7 separate regions of the Mus musculus genome follow, and regions 1, 2, 3, 4, 6 and 7 are each linked to region 5. Evidence: chromatin loops called from intact Hi-C (ENCODE). Cell type or tissue: heart. All regions are shown on one strand. Links, peaks and the distances in the headings refer to the core of each region. The heading gives the core; the rest is flanking DNA. Region 1 overlaps Gm10037 (predicted gene 10037). Region 2 holds the start of Zfp457 (zinc finger protein 457). Region 3 holds the start of Zfp953 (zinc finger protein 953). Region 4 holds the start of Zfp458 (zinc finger protein 458). Region 5 overlaps Rslcan18 (regulator of sex-limitation candidate 18). Region 6 holds the start of Zfp273 (zinc finger protein 273). Region 7 holds the start of Mterf3 (mitochondrial transcription termination factor 3).

Region 1 (4,510 bases), core at 126-4,125, 740 kb after region 5:
AAGTTGCTCAGGGGCAGATGTGGGAGCTGCTGAAGTTGCTCAGGGGCAGATGTGGGAGCTGCTGAAGTTGCTCAGGGGCAGATGTGGGAGCTGCTGAAGTTGCTCAGGGGCAGATGTGGGAGCTGCTGAAGTTGCTCAGGGGCAGATGTGGGAGCTGCTGAAGTTGCTCAGGGGCAGATGTGGGAGCTGCTGAAGTTGCTCAGGGGCAGATGTGGGAGCTGCTGAAGTTGCTCAGGGGCAGATGTGGGAGCTGCTGAAGTTGCTCAGGGGCAGATGTGGGAGCTGCTGAAGTTGCTCAGGTGCAGAGAACTCCTGGAACAGACAGAGCAGATGGGAGGATGAATTTCGGTCCTTGGATTTTTAACTTGCAGGAGCAAGGCTTTTGACATCAAAAGGTTAGCTTTAAGAGGATTTAGCCCATGAATCACACCAATTTAGATTTTATCGATGGAATGTCTTTGACTATTTGTATAATTTTTAATATCTTGATTGGATTTCCTTAGCACTGATGACACACCACCACCCTAATTTGATGTGGAAAAGGTAATAGAATAAGAGGTATTTTTTTTTCTGACTTGGAGCAAAGTAATCTTGAAATTATCTTAACTAATAGGTTCTTCAGACTCCTTGCAGGGAATTGTGGGGAAGGAATCCGCAGTGTCACTACAGCCAGAACTGGAATGCCTGATGGTATACAGAGAAGCAAAACTGGCCTGGACACAGTCTCATAACTGTGTGGTTAGAGCTGTTGTATCAACTCTACTGTGCCCAAGAAAGAAGTCCAGGTGCTAAAGACCTTGCCAACTGTGGGCTTTGCTTTATCTCCAGCTAGCTGAGTGAACAAGAGGTGAGATTACAGTGGGCTGCCAGTAGGAAGGAGTGAGCATTAAACTCTGTGGTATTGCTTCGGAGTCTGACTCACAGTCTCTGACCATTTCATAAATTCCTCTGCACAAGAAAGCAGAGGTAACTTTTCTGATGTGTGCCAGGTCACCTTCTCTCTCCCTGTTTTGGGATCTGCTGCCTGTACAGAGCACTACAGTCTATGGAAATTAAAGTAAGGTAAGACCTCAGGTGACACCTGGCATTAGGAATGAGAAGGTGTTGCACTGCTGGCCTAAAATAAGTTTGCATCCTTTTGTATTGTTCTATTTCCTTTAACCACAGGCACAAGAAAGGATTACATTTTGAGCTGGGAGAATCACTGTGGGATTTGGTAATAAAGGGACCTGCTTCTTTGCATTTCATGGAGGTGTTTTGAGAAGAATTTTTGCTGTGACTTTACCACCTGTGATCTAGGAGCCCTGTCGGGAGCCAGTTACCTGCTTCTCTAGCAGAGTAAAACCTTGCCTGCTAGGCCGGGTCAAAACAGAACAGAGTTTGTGGCCTGGCAGAATGTTCTGCAGAGTGGAAGATTTCCTGGCCTACTGATGCATGGAACGATAAGAGGAGATGCACTTGAGGCTCAAGGTGAGGGACTGGACTTCCGATTAACCTTTGTAGAAGGAGCAGGAAGGCTCCCAGAGGATATCTGGATGGGAACAGATATCCTATGGATATGTCAGCCATTGTGTCTGCGAGCTTGTGGTTTTGCTTCCCACGGCACTGTGGGGTATAAAACAGGCTAAACTCATTAAACACGCTGCTGCTGTACTCACTGGACAGTCTTCCCTATCTGTCTCTTGTCTCTTCTTTCCGTCTTTCCTGCAATCATCCTCACTCCTCCCTCAGGGACTGTTTGACAGGAGCAGGCAGTGGCTCCAGCAGAGCCCCACCTAGGAGGAGGGCAGTGATTCCCTACTAGTGTGGTGGCAATCAGTACACAAGTGTGGGACTGAATTTGCTCCCTCGGGAGGTAGATCACTTCCGTAAATTGCCACCGATTTTCCCCCTTGTTCAGATTCTCTTGGTCCTTTTACCAGTAGTTCTGCATTTTCAGTTCCTTGGCTTTAAAAATGAGTCAGTACGTGACAATGTCTCCACCTGCTGGTAATGATGGTTACAACACCATAGCCACACTCCCCCCCCCCCCCCCCCAAACCCTGTTAAGTCAGTAATATTTTCTAAGAAGCGTCAGAGCTTCAGTAATGTCAAGTAGCGTTGAATTCAAGTTTCCCTGCGGGACCCACTACAGATGCGACACTTTGCTTCAGCGAATACTATGCGGGTCTGCTCTGGGCGACTGGGAAGCTCCAGGTTGCTGTCGTTCTACCCTACCCGCCCCCCCCCCCCCGCCCGCCCGCCCCCCTCCCCCCACCACCGCCACCTTGAGCAGGGTGGCTTAGACCTTGTTTGCCTCACTCCCTAGTTCACCTAGGGTGGAGTCTTCTGACCTTTGTCAAGTCTTTTGTCTGCAAGAAGCTACCTGCTGAGCAGCTGAGCTTGTTTTCCTGACAGATCCTGACAAAGCGACTCAACGAGATCCTGGCATAGTGGGGGATGGGTTCTCTCCCCTTTAAAAATCAGACCCTAGAATTAAAGTTGAGCCTTGATCAGAGAATTTTGTCTTGACCTGTTATTTCTCTCGCCGCCTTTCCCATCCAATCCAGCTTTCCTTTCAGGAGCTTAGTAACCTGTGGCCGCTGGCGGCTAGAGTTGCACAGTACTCGGAACTCAGAGGTGCCCCTCTCAGAAAGATACCATGGGGTCCCCAGACTTCTAGAGACGGTGGTGTGGGCCCCTAGCCCCCACGGTTTAGTGAAAGTGACCTTTTTACATTATGCATGTTTTCTTTGAAATGAGCATTGCCTCTCATCACTCCCCAGAGGGCAAATTCTTCACCCAATGCCTCCGGGTAACCTAAAGGGGATGATTCGATGGCTAAAGAAACATTGTTTCTAAAAATAATTATCTCCTTTTGTTTTTTCAACTTAATTTTATTTTTTTAATTCAGCTATGTGCCTTGCCATGGTTTTTGAAGTTTGACTCATCCCACTTACTGTGACCAGTCGTACTAGGATACTCTAAAGATGCTTTACTGCTTGTCCTTTTGCTTTATTGGGGATGAACTCAAGTCTTCAAGAATGTTAGGCAAGCCCGTTTCCACTAGGCCACACTTGCATCCCTGTCAGAAGAGTCAGAAGATTCTGATAGATGTATTTCGATTATCTTGGAAACTTCAGTTCTACCTGGTTGCTCCCTTATCTTCACTCTGCCATTTTACAGCTTTGAGTTCTTTCCCAGGGCCATAAGAATACTGTGTCCCCTGGGGGCTGAAGAGATGGCTCAGTGGTTAAGAGCATTGTCTGCTCTTCCGAAGGTCCTGAGTTCAATTCCCAGCAACCACATGATGGCTCACAACCATCTGTAATGAGATCTGGCGCCCTCTTCTGGTGTGTCTGAAGGCAGCTACAGGGTACTTACATATAATAAATAAATAAATAAATAAATAAATCTTTAAAAAAGAGAGAAAGAAAGAATACTGTGTCCCTGACTTCTCCTCAGCCATACTCAGTACTGTCAAACATAAGAAAGGACACAAAGTCCCATTTTCTGTGCAGTATCTTTGGAGATATGTATATGGCTCTGTGGACCACTCGAGTATCTCCTGTTCGGCTCGAAAGGGGAAAAAAATCACGTTACTAGGAAAAGGGGCTGAACAGGATATGGGAAGAGGGTCTTTCCTCATGTGTGATGGAGCACATTCCATCAATGTGCTCACTGATTAAGATATTGGCTGCCCAGGAGGTGCACATCTGTACTGCTAGTACTTGGGTGATGGAAGCAGGAGGGTCAAGGGGTTAAAACCAGTCCTGAGCAACACAACAAGTCACTGAGTTAGAACCAGGCTTCAGATGTATAAGACACCATGTCAAAAAAAAAAAAAAAAAAAAAAAAAAAAAGACAGAACAACACAGTTTAGAATTTGGGGAAACAGAAACTCAGCGTTTCTGGGCTCATCTCTGAAGAAGCATTATTTTATGATAGCTGTCCATCTTGATTTCAAATAGCTCTTTGTCCCTGACCCAAGCTCCAGGAAGAAAGGTTCTCAGGAATCCCACCTGAGCAACTCTAACCCAGAAATATGCAGCTGTGACCATCAACTTGTGATATGATATTACTATTTTTTTTTTGGCTTTGGTAACTTGCTCATACAGATGTTTAAAAATTATTCTGAAGTTGTTTTGACTGCCTAATCTTGAGCAGAACAGCTCTTTGCTTGCTTATGCAGACATTCAAGATCTTGTGCAGATATTCAAGGTCTTCTTGCATCTTTTGCCTATAAAACACTTCCCACGTCTGCATCTTCCATCAGACAATAGTATTCAAAAACAACCATCCAGATGATAGGAGGAAAAATATATTGGGTTCTTTGCCAAGCTCATGGGTGGGGGAAGCCTCAATCTGGTCAGCCTTTGAAAGGCTCTAACATAGTCTGGTGAGGGAATTAAATTGAAACTGCTGTTTCAAAGCAACCTGATAATGGTGCTGTATATATGCGGTATCTCCATAAAAATTTCTGCAAAATGAATGAGCTTGCCTTTGTCTTCAAAATTGGTTTGTTTTAATA
Region 2 (4,510 bases), core at 170-4,169, 200 kb after region 5:
GCTAGTGAAAATGTGGATTTAAGATTTCAAGTACGTCCCATAGAACTTCTTAAAGCACATTTGTAACATCTTTATTTTTTTTTCCATTTTTTATTAGGTATTTAGCTCATTTACATTTCCAATGCTATACCATGTAACATCTTTATAATTAGAAGATGTCAATTGGATGGATTTCTGTCCGGTCCCTGGTGCTCAGAAGTGAAAGGAACATGAAGAAGTTATTATAACACCCAAAGAACAACATTTTAAGAATCTTTTTAATATGCAGAGTCTCACGTAGCCTAGGCTCCCTTGAGTTGGCTATGAAGGAGAGGATGACTTTGAATTCCAGGACTCCTGACTCCTCCTCAAAACACAGAGATGACAGAAATGAATCATAGAATATACTTAAGTTCACTCTTCAATAATTAGGCTGTTTGATTTTAAATACATATAAATAAATATTTGGTGCCTGTAAGTTATATGTGACGATGCTCATGTACTCTTTCTATATTATAAGGACTGTGTTTTGTTGCACAAGGCAGCACACAATTCCCAATTGATAAACTGTTATATGTAACATTAACTAGGAAGTGTCTATTTATTCTAGATATGGTTGCAAACTCATTGAAAATTCCAGTAGCTAGGACAAGGTGGTCTGAAGCCCATGCTTCCTGACAGTAGACTTGAATGCTGTAGGTCAGGCTCCAGCTCTGGCTCACAAACACTTGGTTTGACTGAAGAGTGATAATATAAGCAAGATCCCCTGAGATAGGGGGAGCGGCTGTGGAGGAGAAATCTTGAAACACACACACACACACACACACACACACACACACACACACACACACACACACACACTAAAATCTGTGTGTATTCTGTGAATGCAAAACTCTTGTAAGGAGTCTGTGGGTGCAGAGTCTGATGGCCCACGTGTAAGTTCACCGAGGGGCAGAGCCTGGAATTCTGCAGGTTCAGGGTTAGCTGTCTTACCTTGGGCTGGTTTTACCTTCAGGGTCAGTCCTTGCCTCACTCTATAGTGGACCACATAGCTTATGACAATAGATAAAAACCTCCCAGAATCCACTGACAAGGGAGAACATAAGTTTCTATGAATCCAAAAGCTAAAATCTCAGCAGATGGTATCTTAGGTGAATAGAATATCTCCCATATATCGTAGTACATGCTTCTATCGACTCACACCAAAGTATTTTAAATTTTCCTTGGTTAATGACATTCTTTGTTCTGTAAAACCATGAAACTGATTCCATGTTGGAGCATAGAATTTGGATTAAAGTAAATCTGTGTTCTCAGATCAAGGCTATTCAAATGGCTCTGGACTAAACTATTCTCTTAACCCTTCAGGAGGAGAACTATGCATAGACAGGAACCTATGTGAAAAATCATTAGACCCCAAATGTATAACAGCTTTCCAAATTTATATTCCAGCTGTTCCAAAGCAGTTGAAAAACTTGGGGAATTCTTCCTAAAACTATTAAAGGTGCCTCAGTAAACCTGAATGTCACATTGAGGGACAGAAAATTTAATATTTAAGACAGTTAAATTTAGGACAGTTCAGACGCTGCTGACAATGTGAAGAGACAGAAGAAAATCATGTGATAAGAAAACATAGTACAATGTACAGAGCCTGGCAGATTAGAGAGCAATGTACAGAGCCTGGCAGATTAGAGAACAATTTACAGAGCCTGGCAGATGAGCAGAGCCATTTTCCTCTTCCCTTTCAGACTTTCCAGCCCCACCCAGCAATCTCTCATCACACCAAGTCGTCTCTCATCTGAAAAGAAGTCCAAATTTGGACAGAACACATACTCAGAACCGTTGAGGTACTGCTGTCTAGCGATTTTAATTTGATGTGCAAAATCCATAATTATCTGGATTGGGCAAACATAGGTTCATACCAATTACAAGATTATTCTGTGGCTACATAGCCATGTATTGTGATGATTCAAGTCACAGAGATGTCTATTGGAAATTCCCACTCTAACCAAGGCATCCATAAATCTAACAATTCATTCCAAAGGAAAAGTAACTAACAACCCACACAACAATCACCGTCACAGGACTCTCTGTCCCTAGACACTAGGACCTTTGGGAAGCTGTGTGAGCTCAAACCAGGAGTAATCTCTAGGACATAAAGTATATGGGGCGCTAGATGTCCACGTGTTCTGTATGTCCTAAGAATCTGACAACCACCACAGGAGAACCCGTCAGCTAGGCAGAGCACGTTTCCCCAGCAAAGATGCGTGAGCTCCCGTCAGCATCTCAGGCACAGGCAGTGAGCAGACCCTGCCTGCCCTTGCCATCCTGCTGTTTCCAACCTTCTCCTCTTCAAACCTGTGCCCAGGGACAGTGGCCCAGCCTAGGTCAGCACAGCACCTCAAGGTCAGCAGCTTCCTGTCTCACAAGCCCAAGTTGGCACTCTCTGTGCCCTATCCGCCACCCTGCACAGTCCTTCAGATCTGCAAGATGGTGCTGTTCCCTGCACCAACCTCCATGGCAGAAATCCAAATGCAGCGCTCAACAGGACAGCTGCACAAATTTGAGAAGAAGCGAAGTTTGAAGAAAGAATACGGAATTTTGTTGCTGACAGCTCTTTCTGATGACGTCACAGGCGATGGGACTACATTTCCCACAAGTCAGTTGGAAGGACTTCCGGGAACCCACTGAAGAGCTTTTGTACACTGCCTGGATTACAGTCCACTGAGAGCAGCTGCACATGGGCATGCACATGGAATTTGGGCTCTTTTAAAATCCTTGGTCATGGCACGAAATGTTTGCCTGTAAGATGAGCCTTTCACAGTAATCACGTTCATCACGTTTCCATGTTATCTCTGCTACAACTCTGATCTATGTATAGAATCATTCACGAATGAAAAATTCATGCTTTCATGATCTGCTTTATTTAAGAATGTGGAAGCAGGAAGTTAATGTAGGAGTGAGCATTATCTCTTTACGATTCTATTGAAACCATCTTAGTCGCTTAAGATAGAAGAATTGGAGATCAAATCTAGTCACCAGCAGATGTTTTCTTAGTACAGGCTTTCCTGTCTCCCAAGGGGAGGGGCAGAGTTCCTGGGATCACAATGGTGTGTGTACTGACTGTCGAGCCATTGTGCACTTACAGGATTTCCCTTTGCCTTAGGTTTGATGTTTCTTATTGATTTTCCTGTCTCTGCACTGATCCTGTCATCGGTCATATTTGAAAATATTTGAACATTAGTGTTATCTGTCTTGAACTTCCCTCCCTTCTAAATAGAACACTTGAGTGTTTTCTCCTTGAATACAAAGGTATCAGATATATGTTCATATTACTGTCAAATAAGTCACTGTAATAAAGAAGTTACACTGGAAACATGCAGGATTGAGAATCCCTACCTTTTCATGGGAAGGTTTATTCCTGTGTAGTTCATACTTGAGTCAAAGTTACAAACTCCATTACAGAAAAGGCTTCATACTTCCCGGAATCCTAATGATCCAAAAGGAACCCGTTTCAGCGCAAAGACTGTGCAGAGTCCCTATTCTTTTTCAGGAGTATGTTTATCCAGAGATGCAGATCATTTGCTCACTCAGAGAAACTAGAGGCAAGGAGCAGTACGTGTGTGTACCTGTGCTTGATTGGCAAGCATCATGACTGGTCTGTCCTCCTCCTGAATGCTGCAGTGAAGGGCATTGTCAGAAGCCACAAAAGTTATTATTTCTCAGCATAGCTAGTTTTCCAATATGTGTTATGTGTTGAGGTCTGGTCTGTTGCTATGTATGTAATGCTAAATTCTATACCCGAAGATCTAAGCCTACCACAGACTTCTCACATTTACAAGGTTCTGTTGTGCAAACCTTGTTCCTTGATTTAATACTATTAGTTAAATCAAATTGGCTACAGCCAATTACTGGAGAAATTACAGGTAGGTGGGTTTTGAGTTACCTGGTAGAGGGTCGAGAAGAGAGAGAGAAGGAAGAGAGACCAGGAAAAGGAGGAAGAATGGGGAAAGAGGACAAAGATGCCATGTCTCAAAGATGAGACATGGCCATGAGAAACAGCAAGTATCTGGGGTATACCATCGGGAAGAAAGGAGGACACCAGGATAGCAGTTAGAAGAATAAATGAGGGCTGCCCTCCCCAGTAATTGTCAAAGCCAATGGAAATAACCATAGTCTGAGTCTTATTTATTTGTAAGCTAGTCAAGGGTAAGCTTAAATTAGTTGTGTGTATGGTATATGTATACATGTATGTTTGTGTCTTTTCATGCACACATTTGTAAGAGGGTAGTCATTCACATGAGATGTGTTCATCCGTGAGGATGCAGCATCCATTTACAAGTCTTCTGCAGTCTCCATTTCTGTGCATTGTGGCTGTATAATTCAATAGGAGGAGGAGTTACGGTGGTGTAGTCACAACCTGAACATATCATCAAAGAGGAGCCTCATTCAGCAGAATATTAGGAACCCAGGCATAGTTATGGAAAAGTCTACTGGAGCCAGAGTCTCAGGACTAATATGTTTGTTTAGACCA
Region 3 (4,510 bases), core at 341-4,340, 250 kb after region 5:
TTGACAGTTTACTGCCTGGATGGTAGCAGTTTCAGATGCGAAGGACAGTGGTAGATAAGCTGTCATATTCTATCTGTAGAACAGCAGTAGTGCTGTTCTCAAAAGATTCATGTGAATTCAGCAGAAGTCACCACGAGGTCATGTCAGAAAATAATCGTGAAGAGTATGCAAACAAAACTACCATTCCCTGCAAATACAGAGGAATACTCAAGCCAGGCAAAGAGGGGAATCCTTTCCCACACAGTCAGTGGAAACAAGTTTCTAATCCCCAAACACTAGTCATTAACAGAAGGATGCTAGTGGAATTTGGATTTAAGATTTCAAATATATCTGATACAACTTCTTAAAGCACATTTGTAAGTTGTCATAATTAGAAGAAGTGAATTGGATGGATTTCTGTCAGGTCACTGGTGCTCAGAACTGAGACCAACCAGAAGAAGTAATTACCACATTAAAAAAAAAACCCTACGTTTTAATATTCTTTTTAAACCACGTGTCTCAAATAGCCTAGGCTCACAATGAATTGACTATGAAGGAGAGGGTGATTTTGAACCCCAGGATTCCTGACTCCTCCTCAAAAAGCAGAGCTGTCAGAAATGAGTTACAGACTAGGCTTAAGTTCACTTATCTGCCATAGAGCTGTTTAATTTAAAATATATATGAATATTTGGTACCTGGAAGTTATATATAGCATGCGGCTGTACCCTCTCTACATTGTAAGGAACATGTTTTGATGTACAAGGCAGCACAAGATTCCAACTTCATATACTCATAATTTTCCTACAGTTTAGCAACATTTATTAGGAAATATCTATTACTCTAGATATGGCAAGAAACTCATTGAAAATCCCATTAGTAGAACAAGGTTGTCTGAAGCCCATGCTTTCTGGGAGTAGACTTCAATGCCATAAGCCAGGCTCCGGCTCACTAACACTCAATTGGACTGAGGAGTGACAATATAAGCAAGATCACTGAAAATAGTGATAGGAGCTGTGGAGGAGAAACCCTGCAAAACACACACACACACACACACACACACACACACACACACACACACACAAAAACCTGTGTGTACTCTGTGAATGCAAAACTCTTACAAGGAGTCTTTGTGTGCAGACACTGGTGGCCCATGTGGAAGTTCACGGAGGGGCAGAGCCTGGAATTCTGCAGGTTCAGGGTTAGCTGTCTTACCTTGGGTTGGTTTTCTCTTCAGGGACAGTCATTACCTCACTCTATAGTGGACCACACAGCTTGTGACAATAGATAAAAAACCTCTCAGAATCCACTGACAAGGCAGAACATGAAATTCTATCAGTCCAAAAGCTAAAACCTCATCAGATGGTATCTTAGGTAAATAGAATATCTCCGATGACTCTATGAGACACACACCAATGTATTTTAAATTTTCCTTGGTTAATGACATTCTCTGTTCTGTAAAACCATGAAACTGCCTTGTGTTGAAGCACAGAATTTGGATTAACCTAAGTCTGTATTCTCAGATAATGGCCACTCAAAAGGCTGACTAAACTGTCTCTTAACCCTTTAAGAGGAGAACTGCATTTTGCATGGACAGGAACCTATGTGAAAATTATAAGACCCCAAGTGTGCCAGAGCTTTCTGAATTTTTCTTACAACCACAGGAAAACATGAGGAAATCATTCTAGAAATGTCCAGTGAGCAGCAGTAAAGCTGGGTGCCAGATACAGGGACAGAGTGCATTTAAGAGAATTTAGATATTTCTGATAATGTGAACAGACAGAAGAAAATCATGTGACCAGAGGAGGGCCATCTCCTTTCTCTTTCAGAGACATTCCAGTCCCTTCCAGAGATCATGAGTTCCATTTCTCTCATCTCACCAAGTCATCTCTCATATCTGAGAAGGAGTCCAAATTTTGGACAGAACACATACTAAGAATTGTTGAGTATTATTGTCTAGTGTTTTTTTTTTTTAGCAGAAGGGCAAAATTCATAATTATTTGGATTGTGCAAACACTGGTTCATATCAATTACAGGACTACTCTGTGGCTATACAGCCATGTATTGTGGTGATTCAGGTACAGGATTATACATCCTGAGTTCTTATTCAACCCGAGGCATCCATAAATCTAACACTTTATTCCAAAGGAAAAGGAACTAACATTCCACACAACAATCACCCTCACGGGACTCTTTGTCCCTGGCACTAGGAACTTTAGGAAGATTTGTGAAGTCAAACTCCAGTACTAGATAGAACACAGAGTATAGGAGGCGCTAGATGTCCAAGTGTTCTAAATCTCCTGAGAATCTGACTACAGCCACGTGAGAACGGGTCAGCTAGGCAGAGCATATTTCCCCAGTAAAGATGAGTGCGCTCCTTTCAGCATCTCAGAAATAAGCAGTCAGCAGACCCAGCCTGCCCTTGCCATCCTGTTGTTTCCAACTTTCTTCCCTAGCCTAGGTCAGCACAACATCTCCAGGTCAGCAGCTTGCCCTGTCTCATAACAAGCCCAGATAAGCTCCTTCCGTGCCCGATACGCCACCCTGCACAGTCCCTCAGATCTGCAAGGTTGCGGTGTTCCCTGCACCAACCTCCATGTCAGAGATCCAAACGAAGGTTTCAACAGGACAGACGCCTAACTCTGGGGAGAAGTTAAGTTTGAAAATCAAATGCGGAAGTTTGATAGCAACGGCCAGCCTTCTGATGACGTCACAGGCATCCGGACTACATTTCCCACAAATCAGTGCGAAGAACTTCCATGAACCCACAGAACTGGGTTGTTCACCTGCTGGTATCCTGACTGTGATTCCTTGAAGTTGGGAAGAAACAGTCTTCTGCACTTGGGCAGTCACAGGGCATTTGGATTCATTTAAAGTTCTGTGGTCCCAGCACGCAATGTTAGCCTGTGAGTCGACCCTTTCACAGTGATGTTTATCAGGTTTCTTAGTTATTTCTGCTAGAACACCGTGATTTTAAACTATCTTACTACCACATGGAAAACTCGCACTTTCATGACTTGCTTTACTTAAAAATATGGAAGCAAGAGCTAATTTAAGGTGCTCTTGAAACCATCCTTGGTGACCCTGCCTGCTACGCAGCATATCAGGTGCTTAAGACAAAAGACTTAGAATTCAAAGCCAGCAACCATCAGGTATTTTCTGAGCACTTGCTTTCCTCTGCATCTCTCCCAAGAGGAGGAGCAGAGCTCCTGGGATCGCAGTGGTGTATGTCCTAACTCTTGGTCCATTTTGTATTATAGGATTTCTGCCTGTGTTAGGTTTGATGTTCCGTATTGAATTCTCCGTCTCTCATGTGAGCCTGTCATCGTTCATATTTGGCAATATTTGAACATCAGTGGTATCCGCCTTGAACTTCCGTTATTTCTCCGAAGCAGAACACCGAGATAATTCCTTCTTGAATACAAAGGTATCAGAAATATGTTCATAGCATTGCCAAATGAGGTCGGTATATTAAAGAAGTTACACTGGAAACATACAATATTGAGAATTCCCATCTCTTCTTGGGAAGGTTTATTCCTGTGAAGTTCAAGCTTGAGTCAAAGTTACAAACCCCATTGCAGAAAAGGCTTCATACTTCCCTGATATATTATGATTCAAAAGGAAGCTGTTTCAGAGCAAAGACTGTGCAGAGTCCCTATTGAGTTCTTTGTCAGGGAGTGTGTTTACCTATGGATGCAGAACACCTTCCTCGATTTAGAGAAACTAGAGTCAAGAAGCAGTACATTCACCTGGACACTTGATTGGCATGTCTGTTTAGAATGAGGTCATGAGTGGTCTGTCCTCCTCCTGAATATTGCAGTGGAAGGCATTGTCAGCAACCACAAGGACAGAATTTCTGAGCATAGCAAGTTTTCTAATATGTGTATGTGTTGAGGTTCGGTGTGTTGCTATGTTTTGTTATGCTAAATTCTCTACTCAAAGGTCTAGACTCTCTACTGACTTCTCACATTTACAAGGTTCTGTTGTGTAAACCTTGTTCCTTGATTTAAAACTACTGGATAAATCAAATTGGCTACAGCCAATTACTGGAGGGATTTGAGGCAGGTGAGTTTTGAGTTAGCTGGTAGGAGGTGGAGAAGAGAGAGAAGGAAGAGACACCAGGACAAGGAGGAGGAATGGGAAAAAAAGGACGAAGCTGCCCTGGAGCAGACGGACCATGAGCATGTGGCCAGGAGAAACTGCAACTTCCACTGGGAAGGCAGCCAGGACAGCAGTTAGAAGAGTAGATTAAGGGTTGCAGCTCAGTAATTGTCAAAGCCAAATGAAATAACCCTAATCCGAATTGAGTTTATTTGTAAGGCGTAACCTTAAATTGGTTATATTACACATGTATATGTGTACATCTATGTTTGTGTCTGCTACATGCACACCTACCTTAGAGGGTCGTCATTCACGTGAGATGTGCCCATCCTTGAAGTTGCAGCATCCATTTACAAGTCTTCTGCAGTCTCCATTTCTTTGCATTGTAATTGTGTGATTCAATAGGAGGAGGAGCTACCATAGTGTAGTCACA
Region 4 (4,510 bases), core at 200-4,199, 160 kb after region 5:
TCTTCAATCTAGTACTTAAAGTTCTAGCAAAAGCCATAAAACAACAAGAAGGGGATATAATTTGGAAAAGAAAAAAATCAAAGTATGGATATTCACAGATGATATGATAGCATGCACAAGTGACCCCCAAAACTCTACCAGAGACCTCCTACATCATATAAACATCATCAGCAAAATGGTTGGATACAAAATCTGCTCAAAAAAAAAAAATCAGTGGCCCTCAGTTATATGAACAGTAAACAGACTGACAAAGAAATTAGGGAAACAACTACCTTCTCACTATCCACAAATATTATAAAATATCCTGGTGTAACTCTAACCAAGCAATTGAAAGACCTGTAAAACAAGAACTTCAACTCTCTGAAAAAGGAATATAACTAAGATATCAAAAGATGGAATGATTTCTCATGGTCATGGATAAGTAAGATTAACAATAAAAATGGCCATCTTATCATAAGCAATCTACAGATTCAATGCACTTCCCATTAAAACTACAACATAATTCTTAACAGACCTTGGAAAAACAATTTTCAACTTCACATGGAAAAAACAAAACAAAACTGTATACCTAAAACAATCCTGTACAATAAAATGACCATCCCTGATTTCAAGCTGTACCACAGAATAGTAAAACAAACAAACAAACAAACAAACAAACAAATAAAACAACAACCACAAATGCATGATATTGGTACAGAAACAGAGAGGTTGATGAACTGAATCAAATACAAGATCCTGAAATAAACCCATACACCTATGAACATTGATTTTTTTTTTTTACTAAGAAGACAAAAACCATCCAATGGAAAAAGAAAGCATCTTTAACAAATGGTAGCTGTCTAACTGGATGTCTGCATCTAGAAAATGTAAATAGATCCAATTTATTATCCTGCAAAAACTCAAGTCCACATGGATCAAAGACCTCAACATAAAACCAGATACACTAAGTCTAATACAAGAGGAAGTATAAAGTAGCCTTGAACACACTGGTACAGGAGACAACCTCCTGAACAGAACACCAAATAGCTCAGGCACTAAGATCAGTAACTAATAAATGGGGCCTCATGAAACTGAAAAGCTTCTGCAAGGCAAAGGTCGCTGTCAATAGGAAAAAATTGGTAGCCTACAGAAGGGGAAAAGATCTTCATCAACCCTATGCCTCATGGGGGTGGGGGGGGTGACACCCAAAAAATATAATGAACTCAAAAAGGTAGACACCAACAACCCAAATAGCCAATTTAAAAATGGGTTAAAGAGCTAAGCAGAGAATTCCTCAATAGAGGAATCTTTAATGGCCAAGAAAGACCTTTAAAAGGTCCAACATTCTTAGCCTTCAGGAAAATGCAAACCAAGGTGACTGAGATTCTACTTTACACCCAGCAGAATGGCCAAAATCAAAAACGCAAGCCACAGCACATGCTGGCAAGGATGTGAATCAGGGAGAACACGCCTCCATTGCTGGAGGGAGTGTCAAGTTGCACAACCACTATAGAAATCAATTTGGCAGCTCCTCAGATAATTGGGTATAGTTCTACCTCAAGACCCAGCTATACCACGGTCATATACCCAAAAGATGTTCCACCAAACTACAAGGCACCTTACTCAACTACATTCAGAGCAACTTCATTCATGATATCCAGAATCTGGAAACAATACAGATATCCCTCGATGAACAAATGGATAAAGAAAATGTGGTTCACTTACACAGTGAAATACTGCTCAGCTATTGAAAATAAGGATATCAAGAATTTTTCAGGCAAATGGATGGAACTAGAAAACATCATACTGTAGGCTTAGAAATTTCAAGACTTACTTAATTAGAGTTCTTGAACGCTTCAACTTTCCCTCTAGCCCACGTACCAGAGGTAAGGGGAAAGAAAGGTTAATTATTTGGATTGTGCAAACACGGGTTCATACCAATTCCAAGATTATTCTGTGGCTATACAGCCATGTATTGTGATGATTCAGGTCACAGCGGTGTCTATTAGAAATTCCTATTCAAACGGAGGCGTCCATAAATCTAACAATTCATTCCAAGGGAATAGGAACTAACATTCCACACAACAGTTGCCCTCACAAGACTTTCTGTTCCAGCACACTAGGAAATTTAGGAAGTTCTGTAAATCCCGAGAATCTGACTATAGCCATGTGATCACGGGTCAGCTAGGCAGAGCATGTTCTTCAGCAAAGTTGAGTGCGCTCCCTTCAGCATCTCAGGCACAGGCAGTCAGCAGAACCAGATTGCCCTGGCCATCCTGTTGTTTTCCAACCTTCTCCTCTTCAATCTTGTTCCCGGGGGCAGTGGCCCATCCTAGGTCAGCACAGCATCTCCAGGTCAGCAGCTTCCCCTGTCTCCCAACCAGCCTGAGTCAGCTCCCTCCGCGCCCGACCCGCCACCCTGCACAGTCCCTCTGGATCTGCAGGACGGCGTTGCTCCCTGCACCAACCTCCATGTCAGAGATCCAAGCCCAGTTCTGAGCAGGACAGTCCCCTAACTTTGGGGGAGAAGCGAGGTTTAAGAACGAACCCGGAAGTTCAATACTGACAGCCCCTTCTGGTGATGTCATAATTGTTGGGACTACATTTCCCACAAGTCAGTGCAAAGGACTTCCAGGAACACTCCAAATGGGTTTTGTGCACTGCCTGGGTACCTGCCCTACTGTGAGCAAGTGGAATTAGAAAGAAACAGTCTTCTGCACATGGGCAGCCACAGGGCATTCGGGCTTTTTTGAAGTGCTGTGGTCTCAGCATGCGATGTTAGCCTGTGAGTCGAGCCTTTCTCAGTAATGTTAATCATGCTAGTTATTTCTGCTAAAACGTGATTTTAAAGCTCAAACCTACTTATGAAATCATACTAACACATGGGAAATCATGCTTTCATGGTCTGCTTTACTTAAAAATAAGGAAGCAGGACGGTAATGTAGGACTGTGCATTTCTTTAATGAAACCACGCTTGGTGATCCCGCCTGACATGCAGCATCTCAGGTGCTTAAAACAGAAGAACAGGAAATCAGGCTGGTGAGATGGCTCAGTGGGTAAGAGCACCCGACTGCTCTTCCAAAGGTCTGGAGTTCAAATCCCAGCAACCACATGGTGGCTCACAACCATCTGTAATGAGATCTGACGCCCTCTTCTGGAGTGTCTGAAGACAGCTACAGTGTACTTACATATAATAAATAAATAATAATTAAAAAAAAAAAAAGAAGAAGAACAGGAAATCAAAACTAGTCACCACCGGGTGTTCTCTGAGCACAGGCTTTCCTCCTCCCCATCTCCCAGCAGGAGGTGCAGAGCTCCTGGGATCACACTGGTGAGTCTACTGACTCTTGGTACACTGTGCACTATAGGATTTCCCTTGTTCCCTTTGATGTTCCTTATAGAATTTCCTCTCTCCTGATCACGCCATGATTCATGTTTCAGACGATTTAAATATTTGTTATCTGTCTTGAACTTCCCTCACTTCTAAGCAGAACACTGAGATGATTCCTCCTTGAATACAAAGGTGTTAGAAATATGTCCCTACGATTGTCAAGTGAGCTCAGTGTAGTAAAGAAGCTGCATTGGGACCATGGAGTACTGAGAATGCCCATCTCTTCTTAGGAAGATTTATTGCTGGGCAGTTTGTGTTTGAGACAAAGGTACACACCCATTATAAGGAAGGCTTCATGCTTCCACGATGTATACAGATTGATGAGGAAGCTGTTTCAGTGCAGAGACTATGGGAAGTTCCTATTCAATTCTTGTATTCCAGGCAGTGTGCTAAGCCAGGGATACAGCTCCTCTTAGAGAAACTAGAGTCATCAAGCAGTATTAAACAATACCCCTAATACATTCACCTGGACACTTGATTGGCATGTCTGTTTAGAATGAACTCATGACTAGTCTGTACTCCTGAAGGCTGCAGGGAAGGGCATTGCCAGCAACCATAAGTACTGCTAGGCTTTCAATGTGTGAGTGTACTGACTGAGGGAACTGACTCACCTGAGAGGAGCTGATCTGTGAGGATGAAACCTCAACTGTTCCGCAGTTTCCATTTCCTCCTAGTGAAATTGGTTAATTCAAGAGAAGGAGGTAGGCACAAACTGAACATGCAGACTCTAGAGAAAGCCTCATTCAGCATGGTGTTAGCGGCCCGGGCATACTTACAGAAAGTTTACCATAGTCTGATTCTCAGGCCTTATATGCTTGTTTAGACCATGTTGGAAGTTTTAGCTTTATTGCCTACACTATCATTTTATAGTCACTTAATCCTTTAAGTTTCTCCCATAGAAACATTCTGCATTCAATGTGATGTGTGGCCAAATTCCTTTTAAAAATCTATGCTTACAGTAAGCTAAAGAGATTGTTCAGTAGTTGAGAGTAATTAAATTCTTACAGAGCATGAGTTTGTTTTCTAACATTCACATTGTGGCTCACAAGCACAGTTCTAGAGGACCAGCCCAACTCTTTTGACATCATGAAGCTCATATAGAAGAGAGGAGCACAGGGACATAAACAGACAGACAGACAG
Region 5 (4,510 bases), core at 368-4,367:
TCAGGGTTGTGGCACACATCTTTCAATGTAGGTCTTGGATGAGGCAGACATAGTACCAAGTGTTCGAGGTAAGCCTTGTCTATATTGGGAGTTCAAGGTTAACATGTAGTATGTAAAGTCTTCCCTCATAAAAACGAGACAGAGAGAAATGTGGAAAACAAAGATTTTAGAAAATATGGTCTTTAATCTTACATTATTTGAAAAAGCGAACCATACAAATTAAAACCTGTACTTCAACAAATACCGGCCTAGATAACCCTAAATTAATTCACATGGGGTGAAGATAACAGGGGCTCCTGACATAGGAGGAGCCTCTCTAGGTTCTCTCTGCAGAAACAGCACTTGGGGAAGCTGAGGGATGACACATTACAATGGACAGATGAAAAAGAACAGCATAAATACACAAGCAAAGCCTAGGACTGTAAGCTTACCAAGCAGTTCATCCCTAACAGACTTGGAAAAGAGAGGAGGCCACAGAACAAGGACTTGTTCTAGATCCTCGCAAGTGAAGAGCGGTGAGAAGCCTATATAAACAATTAGTATCCTGAAAAACACCTCCCATCAGAAGAGCAGATGAGAGGCTGAGGAGATGGCTCAGTGGTTAAACACACTGGCTGTTCTTCCAGAGGACCCATCTGTGGGCTCACAGGCATTTGCAACTCCAGTTCCAGGGGACCCGCCCCTTGCCTGTCTTTAATAGGCACCAGACATACAAGTGATTCACAGATATACCTGAAGGCAAAATACTCATTAACACACACACACACACACACACACACACACACACACATATATAGATGAGAGAGAGAGAGAGAGAGAGAGAGAGAGAGAGAGAGAGAGGGAGAGAGAGCACAGAGGGAAACATCAATGGAGAAGGCTAATGAATCCCAAGTCACAAGAAGTATCAAGGAAGTTGTTTAATAGAAAACTCAGAATTGTCTTAAGGAAAACAAAAAACAAAAACAAAAAACCTAGACTTTTCCACACGTGAGAGATGAGAAGCACACCCTTCCATGTTCTTTACCCAGGAGATGGCCACCTGTCAGCAGGAAAACTGCTCAGCTCATAGACCAGCAAGAGCATCGTGAAGATAGAGACACTTCCCTGAGAGAACTAGAGCAGGTCCCCAATGGAAGCTGCAAGGATCATCACCTAATGCTGTCCCACACAGAACCACCACAGCACAGCTCACCAACTGATGCTGATAGGAGTCTGCTCTTCTCAGGCCACTGTGGACTGACTGCCTGTGGGTGGAGGGCAGAAGGTCTGTCGCTATGGTCTCACTAGGTGGGTTTTGACTAAATTCATGGAAACACTCCAGGACACTTAAGCTTAAGCGTGACAAAGTTTACTTTCTAGGTGGAAGAAATGCAACGCCTTTCTGGCCAGGGAGCAAAATGTGATTTCCTAAGAATTGCTTCGTCGTATCACCTAGTCCCCTGATCGGAATATGGAATCTCACTGCCCCCTCCTTCAGTGGAACCTGGTTCTGGACACAAGCCTAGAACAACAGAATAGAGTGGAAGTCACAAGAACTCTCGCACCTCCTGTCTGTGTGCCTCAGAGACATTTTGTGAGAGAAGTCCTGACAAACCTTGCCCTTCTCGAGTGTAGGTTCATCGTCCCTGTCCATTCCTTTTCCTCTCCTCGTTCTTCTAGAATGTAAGAGTTTATAAACCTTATAAACAAGAACACTAGATGTTTTACAAACTTTATAAACACGAGTACTTCGTTGCTATACAGTGCGGTCGTGACCAGAAACTCCACTTTCTCTAGACGAGCGGGGAAACCTGGCTACAGCCAGAAGAGAGTGAGTCAGCTAGTACCAGGATGCTTCCACAGCCAAGCTGGAAAGAGAGCTCCCAGCCTTGCCTTTCTTTCCACCATGTGGGAAGCATGTCTGAAGCAGCAGTAGACTGATGGCTGCTCCCAGCACCATCGCCGCCGTCCTCTCCGCAGCGCTGACTTAAATCCTGACTCAGCAGCCCAGCCTTGGTTAGAACAGCCCCTCCAAAGTGAGCTTTTCCCTATTTCATAGATGCCCCGTGACAACTCCTTTAAAGATGGACCTACCCGTCCACACTGCACAATCCCTCGGGCCTGGCGGGCTGCTCTGCACCCTGAACCAGCCTTCACCTCAGAGATCCAACTCCAGCAGGGTAGTTAGAAACTTGTTTGAGTCCAAAGTGGAAAAGGACTCGCTATGAAGGGCGGAACATGCGCAGAAAGAACTCAAAAGGCGCTCTGGCTTCCCTTGCTTGTTACGTCACATCGAGGGAGACTACATTTCCCATAAGTCTGTGTAATGGAGATCCAAGAGTCGCTGAATCCTATGTGAAAGGATGGAAACACACAGGTTCTGCCGCTAGAGGGAGACAGTGGAAGGAAATCAGGCTGCTTTTAAAGTCTTCTGCTCACAACTGTGATGTTGGAATGTGAAACCTTACGCTAATGTTTATTAAGTGTACTGGTTATTTCTGGTCACTTTACTGTGGTTTCACTCAGCTCTGCTAACTGTAGGAAAACGTTCATTTGACTCAATTTTTACTTGGAGATAATTACAAAAAACTAACATGGGAAGTCACCGCTACGTCTTTCGAATGTGCTTTGAAGACAGGTTCGGCGGCAGCCACCTGGTGGCAGCTGCTCCTGTATTGAAATGAAAAGAACAAAAAGGAATTGGAGGAAGCTGGGTGATGTGACAAGTTCCATAAAGTCAGGAGGCCTTGGTTTTAGTGTGCGACACTGAAAACAGCCCACACAGGAGAACCAAAATCAGTCTTGTGGTGGCAGGGACACAGAGAAATTATTCCCTGAATACCGTGGTCTCAGAAATATGTTCCCGGGAACACAAAATGAGCTACAAACCCACTTTGCAGCATGGATGTGTGTACCCTCCTGTCTTTTCATAAGGATTGTCACTCCTGTATCTGTCACTGCTGAGGTCAAATCATATACAAACTCTATACATGTTAGTACTTGCAACAGACACTGATTCTCAAGGAAACTATTTCTGAGCAGACATACTGGGAAGTTCATATTTCATTTTCTCTCACCATAAGCCACTCACATTTTCTCTCTATGGCGTTTTTGTTGTTACTACTTCCTTGAAATGATTGATCATGAGTTGAGTCATAGCAGGTGACAGGTATATAATACATTTACGTTATAATGTACTCGGGAAATGAATACTACACTGCGGTAAAGAAGGAGGCAATAATGACAAGAGAATCCTGCAAGGTTAACAATCCGAAGTATGTCTTCAGAAGAGGTACAAAACTACATTCCCAGTATGTCTATGTGTTTCCTGATGAGAGATGTGTTAATGAAGGTTCCTACAATGTATCTGGGGTAGTGGTACTAGCTCAGTATGTGGTGGCCATAGGGACTCTTGAAAATTGCACAAACAGTTGATTTTACTGGATTTTTCAGGAACATATTTTTAATATGACTTTTAGCAGGTATTTATTCATGTATTTTGTATGAACATTTTTAAAGTGAGGGAATAATATTACCTTCAAATATCACTTTCTTTTCTAAAGTAAAAACCTATTATTTAATGTTCTTTTCTTGGTTTAGTCCAAACAAGTTTTCTCTGTGTAGTCCTGTCAGTCCTAGACCTAAATCAGTAGACCAGAATGGCCTCCAACTCAGAGATCCACCACCCACTACCTCCTGAGTGCTGGAATTAAAGGCGAGCATCACCATGCCCAATGGAAATTTTAATTATATAATTTTCTTTCAATTTTATGTGTATATGTCGGTGTACACACGTATGTAGAATGTATGCATGTACTTTTTTTGTACATTAGCCTGAGCATGTTAGATTAAGGGACCTGATCCTCTGGAACTACTGCTACATGTACTTGAGAGCCATGATGTGCTTGTTGGAAACCAAACCCAGATTCTCGGCAAGAAGACTAAATTCTCATAACTACTTTAGCCTTCAAACTTACACTTTGAAGTGAACTTGCCAAACATCACACCTAATGAGAATGTTTCAATGAGGGGAAATTAAATGAACAAGATATTATACAACCTATCTTATTAGAGGTAATAGATAAATTTGTCAGCAGGGTCTAAACAAACACATTCAGCCTGAGAACTTAACTTCTGGTAGACTTTTTCATAACTATGTCTGGGTTACTATTATTTTACCTAATGGGACTCCCTCTTAGATCCTGCACATATAGTTTGTACCTGCAACATGGTAGCTCCTCCTCCTCTTGAATTAGCATCAAGGAATAGCAACTCTCAGATGAGTCAGTACCCTTTCAATTAGGTTTCCAGGTAACAGACACAAACATACACACATGTTGGAGTTTGGTCTGGCGATGTTTGTATTCATATGTTAAGTTATATACCCCAACATCTGGTTGTCCCAAGAAGAGAAAATTCTCACATACACCAGCCTTTGTTGTACAAACCTTACCCCCCAGTTTGAAATGATTAGTTAAATAAAAATCGCTATGAACAATTACTGGGGAGAATAGAGAGAGGCAGGGTATAA
Region 6 (4,510 bases), core at 199-4,198, 710 kb after region 5:
CACTGGAGGCTCTTCTGGGCATTTGCTAAGAACTGGTACAGCTGAGTCATATGGTAAGTGCCCTTGTTAGGGTTACTATTGCTGTGATGAAATACCATGACCATAAATCAAGTTGTGGAGGAAAGGGTTTATTTTTTTTTAGAGTTGCATATGGTAGTCTGTGGGCTTGTGTACTGTAGTCTTTCCACAGAGGTCACCCTGCTGGGTGCAAGGGTTCAAGCAAAAGTGAGAGAATGGGAGCAGGAAGGGGGAGTCATTTCCTCTGCCTCTGCTGCTGCAGCTGGATCCACCTCTGTCTTCAGCATTGCAGTCTCAGTTGCTCCATGTTACCCTACACTGAGTCAGGCCAGGCTGGTCTCACTAGCCAGCAAGGAGTGTGAGGGAGGTTCAGGTGGCATTTTGGGAGAGCAGACCTCTTGCCACACCACCTCCAGTAGGATCTGTGTTACAAGTTCCACAGACTAAGGCAATTGACCTCAAAAGGGGGAGGCCTCCTGGAACCAGTTGTTGAACTCTTCACCAGAGAAAAAATTTTGAGTCGTAGTTCTCATGTCAATCTATCTGTTTTGTTTTCTCTTATTCCTTTTCTTATTTATATGTTCCTGGTAGCCTAGGCCAAGATCTTAAGTGAGAATAATGGGTAAGAAATAATCCCTAGAGATTGGGCCACTAACATGACCTTAACCCCAGGGAAACCAACACTTTACTTTCTAAATCATTTACAAAATTATTATGATAAAAACTTTCCCAACAATAAAATTTCATATGGCTACACATGTGTCATCGGAGGTGGATTTTGGTATATGTTAAAGAAAGCCTTAATTAGGAAGAATTAAAGTAGTTTAAATTTATACACTGAAGATTATAAAAAATCAGGCACTAGATGTTAAATAATTCCATGGGGCTGGAAAGTTAGTTTAGCACTGATCATTAAAGATTTATTAACCTGCTCCTAGAAATATGCCACTAGCTTTGGACGGCAGCCCCCACTGGATACATCCTTTTAGAATTGTTATATTTTGATGATTTATGATGATGTTACCTGTTCTGTTTGCAATGCACTGAATACATGGTTTCAGAGTTGTAATGCTTGGATGATTTTTCTACTTTACTGTGCCAAATGATTTTTGTTGGTATCTGTGAATGTTTCATTTGGATGTAGTTTCTAAGAGATGTAATGTTTAGTTTTTTAATGTATAATATCTCCTGCTTGAGAGCTGCAGAATACACTCAGATTCAAACTGCCTATGTGTTTGTTTCTATTTGTCACTGTCAAAACCTTATCCACCTAGCTTCAAGGACCCTCATTCCAGGGACCCTCATACTTGACTGTGGTGCTCCGCGGCAATCTCTTATGATAGAAATCCTATGATGAGTGATGAATAGTGTGTCAAGAGTCAGTTCACTGGCCATATTGAGCCCAAGATCAGTTTTCCTCCCATTGAGAGTAGAGCCAGGAGCTGGAAGAACATCTGGTGGTGAATAGTTGTGTGAGATTGTGAAAGAGAATCCGGTAAAGCTCTGGCACAGCTCTCTCAAATATTAAATTGTTTACACGGATTAATTGAGGAACGTGTGGACAAGGGACTAAGGACAGAAGAAAATCTCAAAGGGTTTCTGGGGCTTATCGGTAAGAGATATCTGTGTTTCCTAGCCCATATCCGCCCCAAACTGTGGATTTCAGTGTACACACCAAAATTGTTCTGTTTTTTGTTTTTGTTCTCCTCTTTGATTTAGTGTCATAATGGATGTTAAACCTAGGCCTCCTTTACTCCAGGCAAGTGCTTCACCAGTGAGTAGCCCCCCATCTCTTTTGGTAGTGTGTAATTTGGGACATAGACTTGTGATTCTTCTGTCTCAAACCCCTGAGCTTTTTAAGACACAGCATTGATCAGAGTAAGAAGTAAACTTAATACACATTACTGTAAAAGGCTGCACTCATATTCGCAAATTGCCCTTTGTAAATTTGGGATTTTTAAAGGAGCCTAATTCCAGTTAAATACAATCCATGACCTATAAACCCTCTGACTTCTTTGGTTCAGGGCAGTCCTTCGCATAGACTTCTGGGAAATGTAGTTTCTCTCTGCATGACCCCGCTAGACAGGACTCTGCTCTCTGTGCTTCCGGGTTCATTTTGCATTTGTGATTCTCCAAACTCTGCGGCGTTCTCAAAGTTCGGACAGTGTGGCTTGTTCTTCGCGCTTAACATGGAGGTTGGTCCCGGGTGCAGCCTAGACTTGCAAACCTCATGAACTCTGAGGTTGGGCGGGTCCGGCGTGCAGGGAGCCGGTGAGGGCTGGGCGGGAGGCGGAGAGAAGCCCACTTGGATGTGCAATGCAGATCTAGGCTTGGCCAGAGTGCAGGGGTGGGGCGCACGCACGGTGCCAGGAGCGAATGCTCTGTTAGGACGGAGCGACTGCCAGAGTCAATCATGTGTTTCAGGGACCTGAGAGGTGGCCTGCTAGTGCAAGAATGGAGATCGGAAAGCTTGAATCCTGTCTAGTGACGTCATGATTAGAGGGACTGCATTTCCCACAAGTCTATGCGAAGATCTCCAAAAGAGCGCTATTGCCCAAGGCTTTTCAATACCTTTAGGCTACTTTTAAAATACCAGATTTAAAGAGGTTGTTGTAGGAATATGATTCCACCTTTCAATGTCACTGTGTATTGAGTTTACGTCTTACTTTGATCGATATGTTGTGACTTTAAAAGCTCAGGTGTACCTAGAATCGTATGGCAGGAGGGAAAATGCACATTGACACAATTTTACCTTATGATAATGGAGCAAGGAGCTACACTGAGACACACCACATGGCTAGAGCAGGGTGGCTTGGCTGATCGTGCGGAAGCAGGCTATGATGAGAGCGCACACAGCCCCTTGGCTGGGGAAGCTTGCTGTTACTAGCTTTCACATTGCTATTGTCAGATCCCTCAGGAAATCTAGAGCAAGTGGGTTTTTCTGAGCCCTCCCATATTCTATGACAGGCCCAGGACTCTGGTTTTGAGTTCGTGTGGCTCATAGTTTCCAGGACAGGGAGTTCTGCGGGGGAGTTTGGTGTATGGGATGTTCGTCCCGTTTTCTTTGTGATAAATTGTTAGTTTTCAGGGCGGCTCACTTTGGATAGGAATCACTCCTTTACCCACTGTGACAGAACCCTCACATTCACACACCTGTATGAGGCAAAAAAAAAACAAAAAACAAAAACAAAAACAAAAAAAACAAAAAACAAAAAACAAAAAAACAAAACCAAAACCAAAACCTCATAGAGGGGGCGCTCTGAGCTTTGTACCTTCCCAGCTATCACTGATCCTATAGTACAGACTGGAAAATACTAGAAGATATTAACTCATAAAATTGCACCAGAGACTGCGATGTAAGAAATTTGTTTTCTTGTGGAAAGATTGAGAGATGAAGTTGAAGAGCTGTGGCTCACTCATGGAACTGTGATTGTAAACAGCTGGCTGCTCATCCCGTCCTTTGTATACACGTGTCTCCTCACCCTGCCATTTGTGCTGTTTTTGCCACACCAGTCAAATTGATTTGTATGCTGGAGACTGACTTACAGCATTAAAATCTATACCTAAGAAGCATGGGTTTAAACTACATTATCGTAAATACTAGTATTTTCTATGTATTTTTTTAAGATGTATTTATTTTTATTATATGTAAGTACACTGTAGCTGTCTTCATACACTCCAGAAGAGAGAGTCAGATCTCATTATATATGGTTGTGAGCCACCATGTGGTTGCTGGGATTTGAACTTCGGACCATCGGAAGAGCAGTCAGGTACTCTTACCCACTGAGCCATCTCACCAGCCCTCTATGTATTATCTAACTATATTAAAATAATATGGACACATTCTAGTCAATGCCACTGTCATCATTTGTATATTCTTGGATCAGGGAGTGGCACCATTTGGAGGTGTGGCCTTGTTGGAATAGGTGTGACCTGGTTGGAGTAGGTGTGTCACTGTGGGTGTGGGCTTAAGACACTCACTCTAGTTGCCTGGAAGTCAGTCTTCCACCCGCAACCTTTGGATGAAGATGTAGAACTCTCAGCTCTGCCTGTGCCATGCCTGCCTGGATACTGCCATGCTCCCACCTTGATGATTATGAACTGAACCTCTGAACCTGTAGGCCAGCCCCAAGTAAATGTTGTTTTTATAAGACTTGCCTTGGTCATGGTGTCTGATCACAGCAGTAAAACCCTAAGACAGAAGTTGGTACCAGGAGTGGGGTATTGCTGTGATAGGCCTGACCATGCTTTTATTTAAAAGAATGTGGATTTTGGGACTTTGGATTTGGAACAGAGTGGATTGCTTTAAATGGGGCTTAATGGATCATTATGGTAGGAATATGGAAGACTTTGTTGCTGTGAGTAATTTGAACTGTGTTGACCTGGCCCAAGAGATTTCAAAGGAGAAGTATTTCAGTATGTGGCATAAAGACTGTTTTTGTGGTATTTTGGTGAAGAATGTGGCTACTTTTTGCCCTTGTCTGAAAAGTCT
Region 7 (4,510 bases), core at 317-4,316, 180 kb before region 5:
GGAGCAGCTGGGCCGGGAGTGAAGGCCTCCTAGAATTCTCCTCCTGAGACACAGATGTTGCACTGAAAGCTCAAGTCAAGCAGGAACAATGTAGTGAGACTGCCTAAAAGAAAAGAAAAAGAATAAAACCCAAACAAGTAACCAACTCCAAAACCAAAACAGCAGAAAGAACTGAGTACAATACCTAAATATTAATTAAAATAATCACTATAAAGGAGCGTGGAGTGGGGAGGTCATGCCTGTAATCCTAGCACTCAGAAGCCTGAGGCAAGATTGCTCAAAGTTCTACAAGTGTGACACGGCTCAAATAAATGAATAAATGGAAAGTGCTCAATAAATGTTAGCCAGCAGTATTCTCAACTAAACAGACAAAAAACCTGTAACTGTCAATTAACTCTTACTTATGCCGTTGTGTTCTGTTTCTCTAGCCAGAGGATTCAGATAGTTTTATGTCCTGAATAGGAAGAAACATTTGAGAGTTTAATCTCTTGTTATAGTTGGGGGATGCTTGCTAAGAATAATACAAGGGCAAATCTTTCCTTCTGAAGTGGTATAGGAAGGCGGTGTTGGCAATAACCTTGTGGAATAGGCAATTTTTGCTAAACTTTAGTTGGAAAGGGGCTTCCAAGCCTGCCAATTTTCCCCTCAAACTCCCTCTCATCTCCAAAATAGTTAAAGTAGGAACTAAGTTGTGCCACCTAGACAAGACCAAGCTTCGAGAGAAACTTCAGCACAGCCAGGCAGGTCCAATCTACAAGTGGGGGTCCTGACAGTCAAGACTGGATATGTCACTGTAGCCCACGATGATGGAGGTTCAGACACTATTCTCCACATGCTTTTACGTATGCTATTCTAGAAAAAAACACTGGTCCACTCTCAGCATCAAAGTACTTTTTATAATGTTGGGGATTACAATAAGGGCTCTAGGGTACTTACAAACCAGCTCCCAGAACCCCAATTTCATTCTAGAGTCTGTCCAGAATCAAATTCAATACCCTTTCCACATTTAGTAGACTCTGTTAAATTCTATTTGCATTCAAAGATCTGAGTGCTAAAGACTAATAATGTTCACCCTCCACTTTTACTTGCCAGTGCACTCCTTTTCACATAAATTTGCTGTCTCAGCAATGTCAATGATTGATAGTCTGTGCAGAAGGACAGCACAGTCCCGCCCCCTCTCGAGACCCACCTTCCCAGGGTCTTTTCAGCACCAAGCTAGAGGTTTGGAGGGTTCCAGTTTGTTGAGTGGAAGTGAGTCCAGGACAAATAAAGACACAAAGGACTCAGAAACGAGTAAAGATGTGCACTCGTGAATAACGCCTTACGGTATGTACATTAAGAGGGCAAAAGAAAAAAAAAAATCCTTAAAATCTCTCAAGTTCATTAGTAGGGTACGCCAGCTCTCAGCGGTTACCGGGCACTCTTGTTTTGTTGTTAGGAATAGGAACAAGAGCCGAAACAGGCTTTTCTAGGTTCAAAATCTTTACAACTAATCCCGAGCTCCGATGATGAAAGATGCACTTCGTAATAAAGGGCCTCTGGGCAGCGCAGCCGCAGTCCTTAGACTCTTTAACCAACCGGCTTTATCCGGGAAGGACTTCCGCAGGAAGCCGGGACATCCTCGGGGCCTTAGTCTGAAGCTGATGAACAAGCCCGGCGACGTTGCCACCACAAGGTTTAGGTACCGACCGATCGAGCCCGAACCTCCTCTCCGGGTCACCGATACCTACCAAGCCGCGAGGCTCCCGGACGCTGCTGGGTACAGGTAGGCCGGACAGTAATCCGGCCGGGCGGCGGTCTCGCGCTCCTGCTTCACAGCGACCGTGCAACCTACGCCGGGGATACGGTGCACCGTAGCTTCGCAAGCCGGCGATTCGCCACGCTAGGCCGGCACCGCCCCCCACGTGGGCTGCGCTGCGAATGGGCGAGACCATCTGCGGCGGCGCGGGAAGGGACGCCGCGGGGGACCGGGACAGAGCTGGCCTGGGGTTTGCAGGCCCTGGAGCTGGTCGCCGCGTTCCCAGGATCAGTCACTCCGCCGTAATGTGGGGAGGGTGAGAGCTCTACGATGTCGCCCTACTAGGCTGCTTCTTCAGGCTGCCTTCTCCCCCTGCTCCGGGACGCGGTGGTGGCGCCGCGACCCCGCCCTCGCGCGCGGGTCCTTCCCTGGGCTAGCACCCTTCTCAGGGTGCCAGACCCCGCCCCAGCGTCAGGCACCTTCGCTGCTGCGGTCCGTCGCTGCCGGGGTCCCAGCCTTCTAGGGCCGGGGCCTCCGGGGCCGCGGCAGGACGGGGAGAAGAACTATGGCGTCCTGCGTGGGGAGCAGGACTCTGAGCAAGGATGATGTGAACTACAGGATGCATTTCCGCATGATCAACGAGCAGCAAGTGGAGGACATCACCATAGACTTCTTCTACCGGCCGCACACCATCACCCTGCTCAGCTTCACCATCATCAGCCTCATGTACTTCGCCTTCACCAGGTAAGTCTGGCCTGGAGTCGCGCGGAGCGCCGGGGAGAGGAGGACAGAGACGACAGACCGAGAAGCAGTAGAGGGGAGGGTGGCCAGGTGTGGCTGGTGGTAAGGAAGTGAGTAGCTGTTCCACGCGTGCAAGCTCGGGGACACAAGGGCCACACAGCTCCTCTGCCTACCGCGTGGCTTACAGTCCTCTCCGCCTACTTTTCCACCTGCCACCCCTCATGTCCAAATCCCATCTTTCTCATTCACTACGTCGGACCACACCAGGAACTCATGCAGGTCACCTAGCTGGGTGATCCACACCCCTTGCTCTGTATCGTTCTCTGTCACTATCAGAAGGCTCTGATCTCTAACCACTCATCCGTGGTCTGTCTCCAGCAAATGGCATGAACCATTTCATGATTGAACCTCCTTCAACTCACACTACACACATAAAACACACACCATACACAGAAAAATCCTCTGGCATTCAGTATTACCAGGCACACACACAAATGTACATGTGAGGTGCACCACACTGTTTTTCCTTTTATATACATTTCCCAAAGTCATCTAATGTAACTCTTCTCCCAGTCTCAAACACCACCTCAATGCCACAGCATCAGCAGTCGCTGTTGACACACATCCCAGTGGATGCCTCCCATGAAGCACAAGCCAATACCCATCATTTCCAATGTACTGTACTCTATAGGCTACCGCTGACCACAAGGGGCACATCCTGCCCTCTCATGCATCTCTAAAATACTGGCTGAAAGGGGATAGTGGCAAGCAGTTGTGTATTATCTAGAGACTAGAGAATGCTAACCACACTAAACAAAACACATAAAATGCACACAACATAACATGGCTCTCTTATTCCCCTAAAAATATACACACATGTTCAGATCACTTCTAATAGCTGTGTATTTCGTACCTTACAAAGCTATTGTATCTGTGGCCCCTTGACCTCAGCCAAGGAGCTAATGGATCCTACAACATACACACCCCTATTTCTGTCTTATAATTTATATTATCTGAATTACATTTTTTAAAGAGAGGGGAGTCATACCCTATCCACCAAACCATTATGGCTTCCAAGAGTAACCAAGATTTCAAAACTGGCTGTGATTTTAGGGAAGTTATTTAACTTTGTTCTCAGTGTGAGGGTCCATGCCTATAAAATGAATAAAGAGTTTGTAATCACTTCAGGATTAGGAAGACTAAATGAGTGTGTGCACTGTTGAGTAGAATACCTGGTATATGGTGTCCTCAGTGTTTACCCTTCTTTTTGTTTGTGATAGGATTAGACTGTATAGCTTAAGCTACCCTTTAACCCTTACTCCTGCCTTAGCCCAGTGTTGTGAGTATAAGCTTGAACCACCACACCCAGCTTTTCCTGATATTTTTATCAGTAATCAGTCAAAGTCTGGGGAAGATAAGTTTTGAAGAAATGTCTGGTATGTCGTAAAGGGGAGGCCAGAGGCATGCCATGCTACATGAGACAGCATTGTACAACATAGACCACACATGAGACAGCACTGTACCACATAGACCACACATGAGACAGCACTGTACCACATAGACCACACATGAGACAGCACTGTACAACATAGACCACACATGAGACAGCATAGACTAAATTGCAGATGTTGATTTGTATAAATTACTTCAAACATAGAAACAGTAGGTAACAGTTATTCTTACCTAGGGGTGCCACTTCCATTGTTGTAAAGTATGCCACTCTTTTGCAGACGAGACCTGTCTTCCTATAGCATCTAGCCAGTCACATTTCTAGCTTTGGAGAGAACTCACTCTTGAGCCTAATTATGGTTACTGTCCACTACCCATCATGCCAGTGGATTTTACTCTATAAAAGTTGTATGACTGCCTAATTTGTTAGTCCCCAGTCTCCTCATCTGTACACAAAATGAAAATACCAGTATTAACACCTCATAGGATTGTCATAAGATAGTTGTTTCTTAGCTAAGTGCACGACACTGAGTTAAGCACCATTTCATTGTTTGATAAAGCTTTCTAAACTATATTTGTTGC

Evidence for each region. Hi-C counts contacts between places; a loop is a spot of excess contacts. Peaks named below come from ENCODE experiments on the same cell type or tissue, not always from the same donor. Only the 100,000 strongest peaks of a DNase experiment are listed, where the experiment ranks them.
Region 1: a loop joins it to region 5, with 2.2 times the contacts of the local background. A loop is called at or near these places in 3 of 42 quality-filtered maps.
Region 2: a loop joins it to region 5, with 2.2 times the contacts of the local background. A loop is called at or near these places in 3 of 42 quality-filtered maps.
Region 3: a loop joins it to region 5, with 2.0 times the contacts of the local background. A loop is called at or near these places in 3 of 42 quality-filtered maps.
Region 4: it touches region 5 in a loop (2.6-fold over the local background); 3 of 42 quality-filtered maps call a loop at or near these places.
Region 6: it touches region 5 in a loop (2.1-fold over the local background); 2 of 42 quality-filtered maps call a loop at or near these places.
Region 7: it touches region 5 in a loop (4-fold over the local background); 4 of 42 quality-filtered maps call a loop at or near these places.

The regions. Positions count from the first base shown.
Region 1 is chr13:67,842,383-67,846,892 of GRCm38, forward strand. Gm10037 (predicted gene 10037) reads left to right here. Exons shown (of 4, transcript NM_001309374.1): 4 at 614-910. The coding sequence ends at 688. Among named protein-coding and RNA genes, the nearest start is that of Gm10037, 14 kb to the left of the region's middle. In heart, for the core only: CTCF peaks have their summits at 1,955 (motif pointing left), 2,157 and 3,340 (motif pointing left); a DNase peak (open chromatin) is centred at 1,959; H3K4me3 peaks cover 1,130 bases; H3K27ac peaks cover 1,025 bases.
Region 2 is chr13:67,303,861-67,308,370 of GRCm38, forward strand. Zfp457 (zinc finger protein 457) reads right to left here and starts at 2,552. Exons shown (of 4, transcript NM_001003666.2): 1 at 2,490-2,552. The coding sequence starts at 2,495. In heart, for the core only: no CTCF peak of the experiment used is centred there; a DNase peak (open chromatin) is centred at 2,631; H3K4me3 peaks cover 1,524 bases; H3K27ac peaks cover 1,186 bases.
Region 3 is chr13:67,357,936-67,362,445 of GRCm38, forward strand. It overlaps Zfp953 (zinc finger protein 953), which reads right to left and starts at 2,637. Exons shown (of 4, transcript NM_001038651.3): 1 at 2,569-2,637. The coding sequence starts at 2,574. Gm17039 (predicted gene 17039) reads left to right here and starts at 2,730. Exons shown (of 2, transcript NR_167764.1): 1 at 2,730-3,128; 2 at 3,237-4,510. In heart, for the core only: a CTCF peak has its summit at 2,246; a DNase peak (open chromatin) is centred at 2,696; H3K4me3 peaks cover 1,444 bases; H3K27ac peaks cover 1,021 bases.
Region 4 is chr13:67,266,584-67,271,093 of GRCm38, forward strand. Zfp458 (zinc finger protein 458) reads right to left here and starts at 2,485. Exons shown (of 4, transcript NM_001001152.2): 1 at 2,448-2,485. The coding sequence starts at 2,453. In heart, for the core only: no CTCF peak of the experiment used is centred there; a DNase peak (open chromatin) is centred at 2,578; H3K4me3 peaks cover 1,266 bases; H3K27ac peaks cover 765 bases.
Region 5 is chr13:67,106,376-67,110,885 of GRCm38, forward strand. It overlaps Rslcan18 (regulator of sex-limitation candidate 18), which reads right to left. Exons shown (of 7, transcript NM_001256052.1): 3 at 1,595-1,678; 4 at 1,193-1,244. Among named protein-coding and RNA genes, the nearest start is that of Rslcan18, 5.4 kb to the right of the region's middle. In heart, for the core only: CTCF peaks have their summits at 2,403 (motif pointing right) and 2,604 (motif pointing left); a DNase peak (open chromatin) is centred at 2,286; H3K4me3 peaks cover 1,858 bases; H3K27ac peaks cover 1,481 bases.
Region 6 is chr13:67,811,684-67,816,193 of GRCm38, forward strand. It overlaps Zfp273 (zinc finger protein 273), which reads left to right and starts at 2,133. Exons shown (of 4, transcript NM_198322.3): 1 at 2,133-2,213. The coding sequence starts at 2,208. The region is part of intron 2 of 4930525G20Rik (RIKEN cDNA 4930525G20 gene); the gene reads right to left. In heart, for the core only: no CTCF peak of the experiment used is centred there; a DNase peak (open chromatin) is centred at 2,368; H3K4me3 peaks cover 1,138 bases; H3K27ac peaks cover 885 bases.
Region 7 is chr13:66,931,205-66,935,714 of GRCm38, forward strand. It overlaps Mterf3 (mitochondrial transcription termination factor 3), which reads right to left and starts at 1,868. Exons shown (of 8, transcript NM_025547.4): 1 at 1,731-1,868. It overlaps Ptdss1 (phosphatidylserine synthase 1), which reads left to right and starts at 1,626. Exons shown (of 13, transcript NM_008959.3): 1 at 1,626-2,482. The coding sequence starts at 2,304. In heart, for the core only: no CTCF peak of the experiment used is centred there; DNase peaks (open chromatin) are centred at 1,607, 1,877 and 2,167; H3K4me3 peaks cover 2,842 bases; H3K27ac peaks cover 1,850 bases.